2 separate regions of the Mus musculus genome follow, and region 1 is linked to region 2. A link is a loop called in an ENCODE intact Hi-C map of the cell type or tissue named here. Cell type or tissue: left cerebral cortex. All regions are shown on one strand.

Region 1 (8,000 bases), 870 kb before region 2:
CACAGATTCTGCCGACTCAGAATTGTTCATTGTAATAAAACACACCACAGTCGGCGAAGGGAGAAACCATTTCCTAAAAACTGTCTGAAATTTTCTGAACTCATTAAAAGTCATAAAACATTGTAATGTTCCATTTGATCTGTGCCCACAGCTTTGTTAACTCACGAAAGTGCAGTAAAGTCTATAAGACACGGAAACAGAACATGGTTCGACTTTTACTCGCTGTCTCATTACTTTTCTTAGAAAGCATCTTGGTTGGAAATGGTCAAGTGTAAAACTACACCTTGATTGCATGGATAAGGAATCAAGGACAAACAGGGAATCGCCAGTATTTGGACAGAGCAGTCAGAGAATTTTTTATCAAGCTATTTCTGCTTCTAAACGTGAATCTGGGTTACTGGACCCATTGCAGATATGCTGACTTCCAATATGTTGAGATAAACAGAATTCCAGCTTCCTTTCTGGTAGCAGAGGAAGGTATTCATGAAACATAAAAGATTTTAGCTCATTCTGCTTCCATCTAGTAATGTGTAGATCCAAAGGCCTTAAGATTTGACTCCCCCAATTCAGCCCCCAAATCTACCCTCCCCCCTCAGACTCTTCCTTGAATATCCTTTGGTCACACACAGAAGACAGGGAAACCACGGCCACTGAGACCCTCCTTTGGCTCTGTGTGGAGAAAAAGTTCAGCCTGGTGTTGAGAACAAATGAGAACGGGCTTGGTGTCAGGTGATTCCTGGCTGTAGTATCCTCTCCTGCTCCAGATGGAGCCCATGTGGCCAAATGAGGCTTAATAGACAAAATCACTCTCTAAATGGTCATATTGGATGCTGATCATCAAGATCTATGGCCAGAACTGCTGGGCGAATTGTTGGGCACAATCCAGGCAGGAAGAGGCTGAAAGCAGGCTCTGGACCATTCTAGGCAACAATTAAGGACAATTTACATGGCCGTCTGAGTTGAAATGGCACAATTGGGCCATTCCCCATAGAAGCTGCCTCCCTAAGCAATCTGTCTTGTGGTCTGGCATCCTCACTTGTACCTGCTCTGCTTTATGAAAATCCTGTCTACTTTTGGCAGCTCAGCAGAGATCGGGAGAAGGCTATACTGGAGAAGGGAGACCATGAGTCTTTTCTTTGCTATCAGCATCTCCTCACAGATTATAAAATTACAGCATCTTATGATGAGAAGGCACATTGGGAAGACCTTAACTCATGTCTTTATTTTTTAATTAACTCATGAAACTGAGGCACTCTCAAAGTCTAAGCAGCTTACGTGACCGAATCAGAGTCCACATCAGCATGGCTATGCTTGCCAAATCTGTGCCTGCAATGGGTCCCAGGAGGAAAGAAATTCTAGGGATCAGGAAACTCAAGAAATGGCTCTTCCTCTTGGTCAGCCTTCTATTAGAATGGCTCCCTCTGGGTGTCTAATAAGAAGGACTAATTAGGACTCTTATTGCTTTAAGTGAATGACTTTCATGAGAGAGTCTCATAAAATAAATCAAATCCAAGCCCGGAGGGTCTTATCTTCCTCATTTGTCTTATTCCCATTAGTGTCAGGCCACATATTATACTTTTGCTTATTTATTTCATTTCTAGTCTTTCTCCTAACTGTTCAGACAGGGACTCTACAGGGGCAGGAGATCACCAGTCCCAAACAGGAAGCTGTGTGAACTCAAACAAACCAACATACAAGTCACAGTCATTCCTTGCTTTCCTCGGCCATGGCCATGGCTTGTTATAAAAGTTTACCACGGCTGCAATCTAAAAGCGCGAAGAACCCATTATCGCGAGACTCTAGACAAGAAGCAGTGCTGAAGAGAAATCGATTCTGGGATTGCTGGGATGGATTAGTTTACCCTCGACAGAATACATATGAGAGCAATGCGTCAGGGTTAAAGTGGGTATTATAGTGACGGAATTTGGGGCTTACAGGACGTAGCTACCTGGTTCTTAAGAAGTACAAATAAGCAACAAAAAATAAAACAAAAGCATAATCCAAAGTGGAGGCTCTGGTAGTAATGGAACAAGTTTCTAGTTGGAAGTTTAACTCAGGAAGTGCTGGAAAAGGCTTTTATGAATTGACATCCACTACAGACAAACAAACAAACAACAACCACCCCCCAAACAACAAAAAGGTTCAGTCACAGGGTGAGAGGCTCATTACATAAAACTCTCCTAGAGAATACAGAATTCTCGTCATGACACGGCTCTAAAATGCCCCAGTGATGGGTATGGTACAGAGGTTGCTGGCAATGCACACTGTGTGTTCCAGATGTTCCAGATGTTCTGGGGGACCCTGCTATCCCGGCTTTGTGTTTGACATTGTGCTTTCAAGCGCAATGACTGCTCATGTGGTCTTTTCCCTGCTGTTTTATAGGTATCCGGTGTTGGCATTCTCCATGATCAGTCAGTAGATTTCTAGACAGTGAAGCAGGACTCAGTTGCAAAAGCAATTCTCTATGTTAGTAGAAGCATCAATTGTGGCCAGAAATCTAACCACACTTATGCCTTTAGAATCCCAGCACTCAGGAGGCAGAGTCAGGTGGATCTCTTGGAGTTTGAGACCAGCCTGGTCTATGTAGTGAGTTCCAGGTCAACCAGAGTACATAGTGAGACCTGTCTGAAACAACAACAACAACAACAACAACAACAACAACAACAAAACAAATCTGTGAAACTGAAAGACTCTGTAGCTGTTGCACAACTACAAAAGGTGCAGAAACTGGAATCTGTACTAGAAAAATGTGAGGTGTGGAGGTTTGTAAGGGGGGGGGCTGTAAGTTTTTAGTTGGAGTAAAGAAATGTGATGCTACACTGGTTATGCTTCGTGTATGTTTAGGGATGATTTACAGTCCAGTAACTAGCTATCTTTGCATCTATGGACATTCAAAATCATATCAGTGTTTACTTCCAATCGCTATAGCTTTAGAAACCACAAGGTGCACTGGAGAAGGCAAGACAATTAACAGCCCTGGATTCTTAGACGAGGCCCACATTTGTCTGCTCTGACATCGCCCTCTTCCATTGTTGGAATGTCTGTTATTCTGATTACTGTCTCTATGACTGCAGGCAGATCATAGAGGCTACGTGTATGAACTATTCTGTTCTGTAATGTTATCAACCACAAATGTAATTGCTACAGATAAAACAACCAAAGGGAAAAAAAAAGATGACACGAAAGATTACGTATCTCAAAGGGACCTTGTGAGATGACATTTACTGATAGTGCCTTAAAGCATTCACTCTCCCTTGAAAGTCTAAATCTAGCTTAGGCTGGTTTGGACTTTGCAGTGGTACACGGAATTGCCCCACGGTTGAAATAAAAAGTCAATATTACTCTTTCTTTTGTTTAACTATAGGTAAGCAGTGCTGAGAGTGTTTCAGGTAAGATGTGTGCCCAGCATGGAACAAAGCCCAGCTCACCCAGTCAACTAGGGCTAGAATCTTCTGCATATTCTCAGGTCCCTTCTCCCTCTAGTCTCCTATGAAACTGTCAGCAAGACAAGGGTTAACCTGAGAGAGAATTGAAAGAGAGGGATGTTCCCCATCTCACAAAATGGCAGAAGTGTCCAGGTACTTACATCCTGGTTGGACATTTCCCAGTACGGTCTCTCTCCATAGGACATCACCTCCCACATGACAATCCCGTAGCTCCACGCGTCACTGGCTGAGGAGAACTTTCTGTAAGCAATAGCTTCTGGGGCTGTCCACCGTATAGGGATTTTCCCTCCCTGAAAAAACAAATAGGATATTTCTCAGATGGTTCCCAAGTATATTAAGACACAGGCACTCTGTTCAGAGGTCTCTTGTTTGCCTTTCCTAAGTGCTTGATAATACTGTTGACGCTTTAAATTAGAATAGAGAGCTTGGATAATGTTAAATGGCAGAAATTTCCCCCTGATAATTGTTATTCAGGAAAAAAAAAGCTTTCATGGGGGAAAAGTCTCATTTTAGAAGGATTTTATTTCATTCATTAGAGAAATTTATTTTTACTTTAGATTCACACAATTAAACACACTATTATGCCATTTGGAGAAAGTTCCAGATTATGGGACATTAAAAACTAAATGTTATTCAACACTCATTAAGCACTGTATTACGTTTATAAATAATAATGAGGCTAAAGCTCTATTCTAGTTGAAGACAAATGGTTAAACAGGCTGAATAGCCGGTACCAACTCCACATTTAAGAGGATGGAATTTTCTTGCTTTTCCTCAGCCTTGATTACATTTATTATTACTAATTTTTAAATCTTTGCCATGATACAAAATCAGAGGTGTATAAAAAGTTCTATTTTTCACCCGTTAAGGTACATTGCATCTTTTCCTTCAGTGTTCAAGTTTATGTCTGAACATCATAAAAAGATTAAATTGCACAAATTTATACTGCTTAGATGCTAACATCTGTCATTGTGTTATACTTAACTTTTATTAACATTTATTACATTTTATCTGTTGAAACACTCTGTAAATCCCATTTTACTGTGATGACAAGAATAAAACAATTCATCCATTCAATTTGTAGTAATCTCCGAATTGCCATGTTGCACAGATGTGGCGACCCTTGTGCCACTAGATGGCGGTAGAGAACAAGAAGCGGGTCCATCTAACTCAAACCGGGGAGATAGGCTTCAGTTCCAACAAAATTATTTTCATCAGTCAGAACCCGCCACTGTGGGACTGTTTCAACATCATCAGCATTTTCATGCGCACAGCATCTGAGCTCGCAATGTGCACAAAATCTGTGTTAAGGGAAGTGTGGGGGAGGAGCAGAGAATAAAGTCTGTATTTTCTTTCATCATTGATGAATTTATGGGTTGGGAAACATCTATTAAAGGTGAAAATCTCCAGTACTATAATCCTTAATTATTTAACAATTGAAACACGATGAACTTCAAGCGAAAAAAAGATTCATCTGAAGTTGGAACAATTTAGGCTTCATAAGGCAAATGAGAGAATTAGCGAAACCCTCACTTCAGAGATGTCTGGAGGGGATTGTTAGGACCCTTGGGAAAACAACTTAAATCCAGTCCTCTGCTTTTACAGGTGAGTGAGATGTTCAGAGATGAAGAATTAGTATCTGAAGTCTACTTGTGTAGCCACACGATGAGATGATGGGGCCTTGCTAGAGACACGAAAATACTTCAGCTGCAGAGTTGGGTACATAACTGATTTTAATATTTTAACATGATATATTGTAGTCATCTATCATGGCAGCAGCTTGGACAGGAGCCTAACGCCTAGGTTTTCCGTGCTTTAGGGGGCATAGGTCTTTTAAAAACCTTGTAATAAGGACTAGAAAATTACATTTATGAAGTTAGTGAAAGCAATGTAACTGGGTGGGTAGGTGGAGGGCAGGAAAGGGGAAAGGTGTCATTATTTTTATTTTTTTCCTTAAGCTTCTCACACAAGCCACGTGTGAAAGAGACTGTGGAGTCTAAGCCACCTCTCCACACCCCCATCCCCAAAGATTCGATCTTTAACATAATTTAAGTTTGCCAGAAAAACAAACAAACAAACAACAATCACACAGCACCCACAGTTAAGTGAATTCTACACAAATACCAAATACTTGTTCTTTATTTTTTTTTAAGGGTAAATATACCCCATGATGGAGTTTTATGGAATGGTGTGTCCCAATTATCAAATGAGGTTAGCATTTGCCATAAATGAATAAATCAACCATCTTTTTTTTTCTTCTGTAGTTGAAATATGCACCCTATATTTTGATTTGTTAAATTTGGCAAGTCCTAGTCAAATGTACTGAGAATACGATGTTGTAAGCATGCTGTCCCTGAACATTCAGGAACATTCTAAGGCAGCTGGTATGATCACACCTACTCTCCTGCCCCTGTGTTAAGTCTCAGTGTATTCCTTGAAATACTGCAAAGCCACAGCTAACCGAGACTTCATGTTCAATTTACCTATTGTCTCATAAATAATATCCTTATCCAAGTGATTTGCAGATTCATATAAATTTGTATATCAGACAACGTTCACATGGAAAGGTGAATTTTATCAGTTTTCTTCTTGAGATTTTTTTTTCTCTTCTCCCTAAAGGGAAGATATTAAAGACATTTGACAAGCCACATTGCTACCTGTTGTGAACGGCATTCATTCTAAATTCACCCATGGAAGCCCTAACTCACTGTGTGACTATATTAAAAGAGACTTAGAAGAGAAATTCAGGTTAAATCAAGCCATAAAAGTATAACCCAATACGACTGGTGTCCCCACAGGGGGATGCAGATACAGCAAAGACTCTGCAGGCACAGAGAAAAGGCCATGTGGGGACATGCTTGGGAAGGAGCCAGCTGCCTGTGAGCTGGAGAAGCTTCCAGAAGAGCCTCACTTGCTGACATCTTGGTCTTGGACGCCAGAACGAACTACAAAGAATACATTTCTGGTGTTTAGGACACCCAGTTGGTGGTATTTTCTCATGGCAACTCTGGCAGACTAATTGTTACACGACCCCAATAAAAAAAATGAACCTTGTTCAATACTTGTTCAAATGAACACCACTGAAAAATGAACAGTATATCTTTATTTCAAATTCTTTGCCTAGTGTTGTCTGGAAATGGAAAGTGTAAGCCAGAATAATCTTAAAATAATATACAGGGGAAAATGGGACAGACGTTTAATGTGGAAAACATAATTTTAAGTAACAAAATGCATAAATCTAATAGTGGGCAGAAACTGGGACGCTTCTGAGCTCACATGCGACAGAGATAAGGAGACGTGCAATGCATATTTTCTTCTTCTGATGAAGAATACTAAATATAGTTTATTTCTAGTTGTAACATGAGGGAAAAGGGATGGGAGCCTTAAGCCTTGGGCACCGTTTCCAATTCTTACATTAAAAGAAGTAGAAGTATCTTTTGTATGCATGTACAGTGTGTTTATATAGTGTGTAGATGTGTTTGCATGCTTGCATGTGTGTGAGAGAGTGAGGGTGCTCATGTGCCGTAGCACATGTGGGGAGCATCCGTGTGGAGGTCAGAGAACAAACTCAGGCATCAGCCCCCACCTTCCATGTTGTTTAAGGCAGGCTCTCTTTGTTGTTTGGTGATGTACAGCTGCAGTCAGGTCCCTGGCTCCCAAGCTTCTGGGGTGCATCCTGTCTCTACCTCCCATCTCACTGTAGGTGTGGATTACATATGTATGCTGCCTTACATAGCTTTATGTGTATCCTGGGGATTGAGATTCAGGTCCTCTGAGTCCTCTGAAGAGACCCCTTCCCCCTGGCTCCCATCCTTTTAATAAAATGGACTAACTTACACTGTGGATTAATCTTGTCTACATGTTTTCACCCCTGAGCACTGAAGTGCTTTTTTTTTTTTTGGTCTTTCATGTTTTCTGTTATTTCAGGAAGCTCTAACCACCAGATGCTTGCTTCAGGTTGCAGGAATGAACAAATAGTATCATTCTTTAGATTTGAAACCACAATCATGGCTAGTTGTTTTCACCATATGGTTAGTGAGCCAGAGAAGAAAGGATGCTAATCAAAGGGACTAGCCGGGATCCAGAAACATTTTCGCTACTGATTCCTCTCTTACATAGCAAGCTTAATCACTGAGGAACAAAGAGGGGACAGGAAGTCAGAGACACTGAGGCTACTGAAACTATCACTAGGGAAGATTTTTACCCTGTTTTCCAAATTATATTCAAAGCTTGTTACCCAACAAGTAGGTAGTGTGCTGCGGATGTAAAGGTGAGGATGTAACAGAATAAGGAGTCTGCACATGTGTATATGTGTGCATGTCCAGCACACCACAATGCAGCTATATTCAGATCTATTTCACATCTAAATTTTAGAACGTAGGGCTGTTCTCGCAAGAGACCAGTTAATAGATAGGTAGTAAAATCACAAAGACTTAATACTAAAATCTAACAAAAAATGATCCAGAGAAAGCAAAGACATTTGAAAAAAATCCTCCATTTCTCATTCATTGGAATTGATCATTTTAACCCAAAGAAAAAAGATTTCGAATGGAC
Region 2 (8,000 bases):
TCAATTCATAGAATCCTGTTCATATCCTGTTAAAGAGCAAGGTAAATGAAATTTGTATATTATAATAATTAACTAGAGATAACATTAAAGGAAAAACAGTTATCATTAACAGTATTTTACCACCTTTAAAATCTCAACTGCATTTAATGTATATTAATATACATTAACTATAATGTATATTATGTACACTAATATTCATTAATATACCATGGAGTATATTCAAAAGAACAAGACTTAGTCTTTTCTTCCATGGATGCTTGCAGACCACAGCCATCATGAATGACTCAATAAAAATGTGGACAGGGAAAACTCCTAACCATTTGATTCAGAGAAAACAAATGGCTCTTCCTGTCCTTCACTCTGAGAAGGAAGAAAACATTACTACAAACAGATATCTGGGAAAGGCTATCCAAAATGTTAAAAAGTCACACCAGTTGTCATGTTTATATTTAGACTCAGAACCCCTCAGAATCGATTTTAGTGGCTTTGACATGATTTTGTAAACCAAAAAACAAAACAAAACAAAACAAAACCAAAACCAACCAAACAACAACAACAACAACAACAACAACAACAACAACAACAACAAAAAGAATGGGGTATGAAACTAAACTGACAATTCACTACAGAGGAATCTCCAATGGCTGAGAAACACCTAAAGAAATGTTCAAAGTCCTTAATGATCAGAGAAAGGCACATCAAAACGACCCTGAGATTCCACTTTATACCAATCAGAATGGCTAAGATCAAAACTTCTAGCAATAGCAGATGTTGGCAGGGGTGTGGAGAAGTGTGGGAAGCGGTTTCCACTGTGCCTGTGTGGCTTAATTGGTAAACAAGCAATGTGCTCATGTGCGAGAGTATTTTCGTGCCAAGTCATGGCCCATCCCGGGGCGTGGTGATGAGGCTCTGGGAGAGCAGCCAATCAGGTGTGGACATGCCACACTAAGGTGTATATAAGCAGCGCCTTTTTGGTGCTTGGGGTCTTCCTCTTCATGTTGAAACTGGTGTAATAAAGTTGCTGCAGAAGGATCTGGTTTCTCACACGTGTGTTCTTGCTGGTGAGACAATAGCAGGTGTGTGAGAGAAGGAACATTCCTCTACTGCTGGTAGGATTGCAATCTGCTACAACGAATCTGTAAATCAATCTGGAAGTTCCTCAGAAAATTGGAAATAGATATTAATATATCCAGATGCTAAAGTATCATATGGAAAATGTAGTGTTTGCACATAACCTTTACACATACTTCCTATATTCTAAATTACCCCGAAATTAATTTTGAGATGTGGCCTAGTACACATACTATGGAAGAAGCTGTAATAATGTATTGTTTTTTATAACAATGTTAAAAATAGTTGCAGAAGTGCCCTGCACATAATAATACTTTTACTCAGATATTTTATTCTACTACTGATTGAGTCATGAATAGATTTCTCATTGGAACCCAGGAGCCTTTGTATCCTGAACTCTTCAGTAATGTATATAGGACAATTCCTAGCTCTGTGATGTTTCCCTGTCCCAGGTCTTCCCTCTGTATATCATTCCTACTTCTATGACTCTTATTAAACACTGGTATTTTTTCAAATTCAGCTTCTTTTCACCATCTAACAATTTCATCTATAACATTTCTTTGGAACATTCTCATTTTTAGTAGATCTACAAATAAAATTCTCATTACCACTTATAGCCTACCTCATGATTACTTTTTAAAGCCTTCCATAATTTTCCTGGATAAACAACAAGAAATGATGCCTGTAATCTTATATTTTATTGAGAATTGTATATATGACTTCTTAAGTATTATCTTGATTCACCCACAATGGATAGAGTTCTTTCTGTAAATGTTCTCCATTAGACTGACTCCATTTTGGGCCACAAAGTATGCATATTAATGGCATGTTCTTTCCTATGTCAGAGTGTTAAAAATATGAATAGCATACCCTCAAATGTGCTCTATGTATCAAGCTCTTATTTTGTCCTTTTTTGTTGTTTTTTGTTTTGTTTGTTTGTTTGTTTGTTTATTGTTTTTTGTATTTTGTTTTTCAAGACAGGGTTTCTCTGTGTAGCCCTGGCTGGCCCAGAACTCACTTTGTAGACCAGGATGGCCTCGAACTCAGAAATCAGCCTGCCTTTGCCTCCCAAGTGCTGGGATTACAGGCGTGTACTACCATGCCCGGTCTTTTTTTTTTTTTTTTTTTTTTTTTTTTTTTTTTTAACCAAAGCTGAGGACCGATCCCAGGGCCTTGTGCATGCTAGGCAGGCACTCTACCATTGAGCTAAATCCCAAACCCCGTATCAAGCTCTTAAAATTAAAGATAATTTAAAAATTAAGTTACTCAATGGAATCACAAAATAAGTTAAAAAAATGCTATATAGAGATGTACTTGTTCTAATGCATTACTGTTATAATAATGCCAAAAATAGTTGTAGATGATATTTCACATATTTAGATAACTTAGGAATTGATAAATGACTCAAAATTTGAATAATATGGAAATTTAGAAGAAAACAATACATATAGTATACTCTGAGTAGCTTCAAGGCTTAGAGGAGCACTTTGGAGAAGGGGTAGCTCTGGCCATATGATTAAAATCCATTGATCTAATAGCAATAAATAATAAAAGTGCTTTATACTTTTATATCAGATTGTGCCACAGGAAATTAAGGGAGCAGAGGGTTCCCTCACTTATGAAAACACAGTAATAATCTTAAGATCTTGGTCCTATGTGGAGAGAACAGCTATTGACAGAAAATCATGATTCAGGAGCTTCAACTATTGGAGGAAAATAAACTTTAATGGGTATGTAGGGAAAATCAAGATGATGTACCATATACATGCATATATATATGTATATGTATATGTATATGTATATGTAATGTATATGTATATGTATATGTATATGTATATGTATATGTATATATACACACATATATATATACATATACATAGAATATATTTATGAGTATATTATATATACCCATGTATGTATATGCATATGTATATGTGTGAATAAAACACTAAACTTAGTATAAATTCTACTCCAATTCAAATATAAAGAAACAAATATATGGATAATTGGGTGTATCTATCCAAAATAAATAAATAAATAGGCAGGAATTTTATCTTTTATCTTGTATCCTAGGCTGGTCTGTCAAATGTGTTAATCTCCAGGTTTCACTTCTGGAGCCCAAGATGACAGGCAGATACCAGCACACACAGCTTGTGCAGTGCTTCTATTCACATCCAAGTCTTTGTTCATATAAGGCAAGGTCTCCATCCTCTGAATTTCATCTCTAGCCCAGAGGATGCTCTTAACACATGCACAAAAATAGCTGATGCATTATGGCCACTTAGGTTGAAGAAAAGCTAAGAAAAGAAACATGAAACTGCATTTAAAATTATTTTAAAAGACCTAGGAAGTCAGCACGATCGCTGAAGTTAAATATAGGGATCCTATTGGTTTAACACTTCGGGTTTCATTTGAAACTGTACAGAATGATGTCCTTTCTAGAGTTTCTCCCTGAGTGAGCTTTTATATGAATTCAAACTTTTAGTAGGAACTAAAATACCTCATAAAATAAAATGAGATATTAAATTAGATCCATGATTACTTTTGCTTGGAGACATAACTGAGCCTCTAAATGGTCCAGAATTGTTCCTTAGAAAAGCAGGTTGTTATTATGGAAGGACAGGAAGCCCAATAGAGACAAGATTTTACATTATATCAAGGAAAGATTCTGCCTCTTGTTTCTGAACAAATGAGAAAAAAATATAAAAATCAGATCTATGTGATTATTGAAAATAGTGTGAGTCTACAGATGGAATTATCAAAATTCTCTCTGCCTTGCTTATCACTTTTCTTCATAATACCCTGAACTAATGCAGTGATCCAAACTAAATGTTTCTTGACACAAGTTGTTCCTATTAAGTGTTTGATCACTTTGATGATCAAGCAGCTAATACTGTGCATGCATAATAAAGTGCGTTCATGAACTTCAGTTAGGAAGCTCTGTACGTCCTATTGGATTGGAGTAGAGAGGAATGGGACTTTCTGGGTTTTCTAGATTTATGTGTCCAACTCCAAACTAGCAAACATTACAATAACATTTTTCTGCCTGACTACCACAAATAATGAAACATCTGAGCAATTTAACAAAACCACAGTTCATGCTCATCACTTTTCTCTGCTCGCTAAGCCTTTCTGTGTGTGCTTAAACACACATACATACATACATACATACATACATACATACATGCATACATACATACATACATACATTGGAGATAAGGCCTGAAATTAGCTTAATATTGTGACCAAAGGCCAAGTGACTTTGAAGTGACCAGTAGGCTTCTGTGTCACTCTAGGATCATTGCATTCATCTCTCAAGCCCCGTTGAAAAATTCCTTAAACTAAGTGCCCCAGGTCCTACTAAAATGATTTATGAAAACATTTGTTTCTCGAAGACTTAACTGTTTGGGTATTCCTACAAGCCAGCGTTCTCCTATTCTAATGACTATCTCTTCACTCTCAGTCCCAGCTTGCATAACAGTTACTTCTAGAACCATCTCCCAATATCCTTCATCTAATGGTGTGGAAGTGGCATGTTTAATGGGCCTCCTCAGACTAATGTACTTTCCATGCCAAAGGCATGACTTTATTGTTGCTGGCTATTCAATCCCGTATCTCTAGGAAATGGACTAAGTTTCTTTCATAAGTTTAGAGATTTTCATCTCATTATTCACTAAATGTTTTCTAGATTCTGGAACAATGAAATATCAAAGGTTATAAGTCTTCTAATGAGTAATAATAGTTGTCTTTGCATAAAACATATTTAAGGGTGGAAAGAAATTCAGGTGTTAGAGTCCTTGCTCTGCACTTGTGAAAAACCTGAGGACCATTCACACAATTATCTGGAAATCTGAGTCTGGTTCTACAGTCATAATCCCAGTTCCAGAGAAGCAGAGAAAAGTGAGTTCTTGTGATGTGCTAGCTTGCAGCCTAGCCTAATGGATCATATACAGGCCACTGGGAAACTGTCTTAAAATAAAGCAGATCGTTTTCCTGGAGAATGTCACTAAGACATATGCATCACAACACACATCTTTACAAACACACACTCTCACACACAAACACACACAGAGAGACAAACACACACACACACACACACACACACACACAATTTCTGCCAGTGATCAAGATTACAGTGAAATATCATTCCTATAAACATTTAGTATGTGTCTTTTTGCTTCTTATGGGAAACTTCAAATAGCTACCTATTTATATTCTTTATATTTCTTCACCACCAATGTCGATATCTTGTTATTTACATTCTGTCTGATCTTCTGTGTTGCTTTCTAAAAATCATAACATCCTTTTTTTTTCCATTTTTTATTAGGTATTTAGCTCATTTACATTTCCAATGCTATACCAAAAAGTACCCCATACCCACCCACCCCCACTCCCCTACCCACCCACTCCCCCTTTTTGGCCCTGGCGTTCCCCTGTACTGGGGCATACAAAGTTTATGTGTCCAATGGGCCTCTCTTTCCAGTGATGGCCGATTAGGCCATCTTTTGTTACATATGCAGCTAGAGTCAAGAGATCCGGGGTACTGGTTAGTTCATAATGTTGTTCCACCTATAGGGTTGCAGATCCCTTTAGCTCCTTGGGTTCTTTCTCTAGCTCCTCCATTGGGAGCCCTGTGATCCATCCATTAGCTGACTGTGAGCATCCACTTCTGTGTTTGCTAGGCCCCGGCATAGTCTCACAAGAGACAGCTACATCTGGGTCCTTTCAATAAAATCTTGCTAGTGTATGCAATGGTGTCAGCGTTTGGATGATGATTATGGGGTGGATCCCTGGATATGGCAGTCTCTACATGGTCCATCCTTTCATCTCAGCTCCAAACTTTGTCTCTGTAACTCCTTCCATGGGTGTTTTGTTCCCAATTCTAAGGAGGGGCATAGTGTCGACACTTCAGTCTTCATTCTTCTTGAGTTTCATGTGTTTAGCAAATTGTACCTTATATCTTGGGAATCCTAGGTTTGGGGCTAATATCCACTTATCAGTGAGTACATATTGTGTGAGTTCCTTTGTGAATGTGTTACCTCACTCAGGATGATGCCCTCCAGGTCCATCCATTTGGCTAGGAATTTCATAAATTCATTCTTTTTAATAGCTGAGTAGTACTCCATTGTGTAGATGTACCACATTTTCTGTATCCATTCCTCTGTTGAGGGGCATCTGGGTTCTTTCCAGCTTCTGGCTATTATAAATAAGGCTGCTATGAACGTAGTGGAGCATGTGTCCTTCATACCAGTTGGGGCATCTTCTGGATAAATGCCCAGGAGAGGTATTGCTGGATCCTCCGGTAGTACTATGCCCAATTTTCTGAGGAACCGCCAGACTGATTTCCAGAGTGGTTGTACAAGCCTGCACTCCCACCAACAATGGAGGAGTGTTCCTCTTTCTCCACATCCTCGCCAGCATCTGCTGTCACCTGAATTTTTGATCTTAGCCATTCTGACTGGTGTGAGGTGGAATCTCAGGGCTGTTTTGATTTGCATTTCCCTGATGATTAAGGATGTTGAACATTTTTTCAGGTGCTTCTCTGCCATTTGGTATTCCTCAGGTGAGAATTCTTTGTTCAGTTCTGAGCCCCATTTTTTAATGGGGTTGTTCGATTTTCTGAAGTCCACCTTCTTGAGTTCTTTATATATGTTGGATATTAGCCCCCTATCTGATTTAGGATAGGTAAAGATCCTTTCCCAATCTGTTGGTGGTCTTTTTGTCTTATTGACGGTGTCTTTTGCCTTGCAGAAACTTTGGAGTTTCATTAGGTCCCATTTGTCAATTCTCGATCTTACAGCATATGCCATTGCTGTTCTGTTCAGGAATTTTTCCCCTGTGCCCATATCTTCAAGGCTTTTCCCCACTTTCTCCTCTATAAGTTTCAGTGTCTCTGGTTTTATGTGAAGTTCTTTGATCCACTTAGATTTGACCTTAGTACAAGGAGATAAGTATGGATCGATTCGCATTCTTCTACATGATAACAACCAGTTGTGCCAGCACCAATTGTTGAAAATGCTGTCTTTCTTCCACTGGATGGTTTTAGCTCCCTTGTCGAAGATCAAGTGACCATAGGTGTGTGGGTTCATTTCTGGGTCTTCAATTCTATTCCATTGGTCTACTTGTCTGTTTCTATACCAATACCATGCAGTTTTTATCACAATTGCTCTGTAGTAAAGCTTTAGGTCAGGCATGGTGATTCCACCAGAGGTTCTTTTATCCTTGAGAAGACTTTTTGCTATCTTAGGTTTTTGTTATTCCAGATGAATTTGCAAATTGCTCCTTCTAATTCGTTGAAGAATTGAGTTGGAATTTTGATGGGGATTGCATTGAATCTGTAGATTGCTTTTGGCAAGATAGCCATTTTTACAATGTTGATCCTGCCAATCCATGAGCATGGGAGATCTTTCCATCTTCTGAGATCTTCTTTAATTTCTTTCTTCAGAGATTTGAAGTTTTTATCATACAGATCTTTCACCTCCTTAGGTAGAGTAACGCCAAGATATTTTATACTATTTGTGACTATTGAGAAGGGTGTTGTTTCCCTAATTTCTTTCTCAGCCTGTTTATTCTTTGTATAGAGAAAGGCCATTGACTTGTTTGAGTTTATTTTATATCCAGCTACTTCACCGAAGCTGCTTATCAGGTTTAGGAGTTCTCTGGTAGAATTTTTAGGGTCACTTATATATACTATCATATCATCTGCAAAAAGTGATATTTTGACTTCCTCTTTTCCAATTTGTATCCCCTTGATCTTCTTTTGTTGTCGAATTGCTCTGGCTAATACTTCAAGTACTATGTTGAAAAGGTAGGGAGAAAGTGGGCAGCCTTGTCTAGTCCCTGATTTTAGTGGGATTGCTTCCAGCTTCTCTCCATTTACTTTGATGTTGGCTACTGGTTTGCTGTAGATTGCTTTTATCATGTTTAGG

The links. Hi-C counts contacts between places; a loop is a spot of excess contacts. Peaks named below come from ENCODE experiments on the same cell type or tissue, not always from the same donor. Only the 100,000 strongest peaks of a DNase experiment are listed, where the experiment ranks them.
Region 1: it touches region 2 in a loop (3.0-fold over the local background); 12 of 42 quality-filtered maps call a loop at or near these places.

What each region holds. Positions count from the first base shown.
Region 1 is chr16:59,679,023-59,687,022 of GRCm38, forward strand. Epha6 (Eph receptor A6) reads right to left here. Exons shown (of 18, transcript NM_007938.2): 15 at 3,587-3,736. Among named protein-coding and RNA genes, the nearest start is that of Arl6, 44 kb to the left of the region's middle. In left cerebral cortex, a CTCF peak has its summit at 4,581 (motif pointing right); DNase peaks (open chromatin) are centred at 4,625, 5,103, 5,843, 6,241 and 2 more places; H3K27ac peaks cover 1,108 bases.
Region 2 is chr16:60,547,221-60,555,220 of GRCm38, forward strand. All of the region lies in intron 1 of Epha6 (Eph receptor A6), which reads right to left. Among named protein-coding and RNA genes, the nearest start is that of Epha6, 54 kb to the right of the region's middle. In left cerebral cortex, no CTCF peak of the experiment used is centred here; a DNase peak (open chromatin) is centred at 3,319.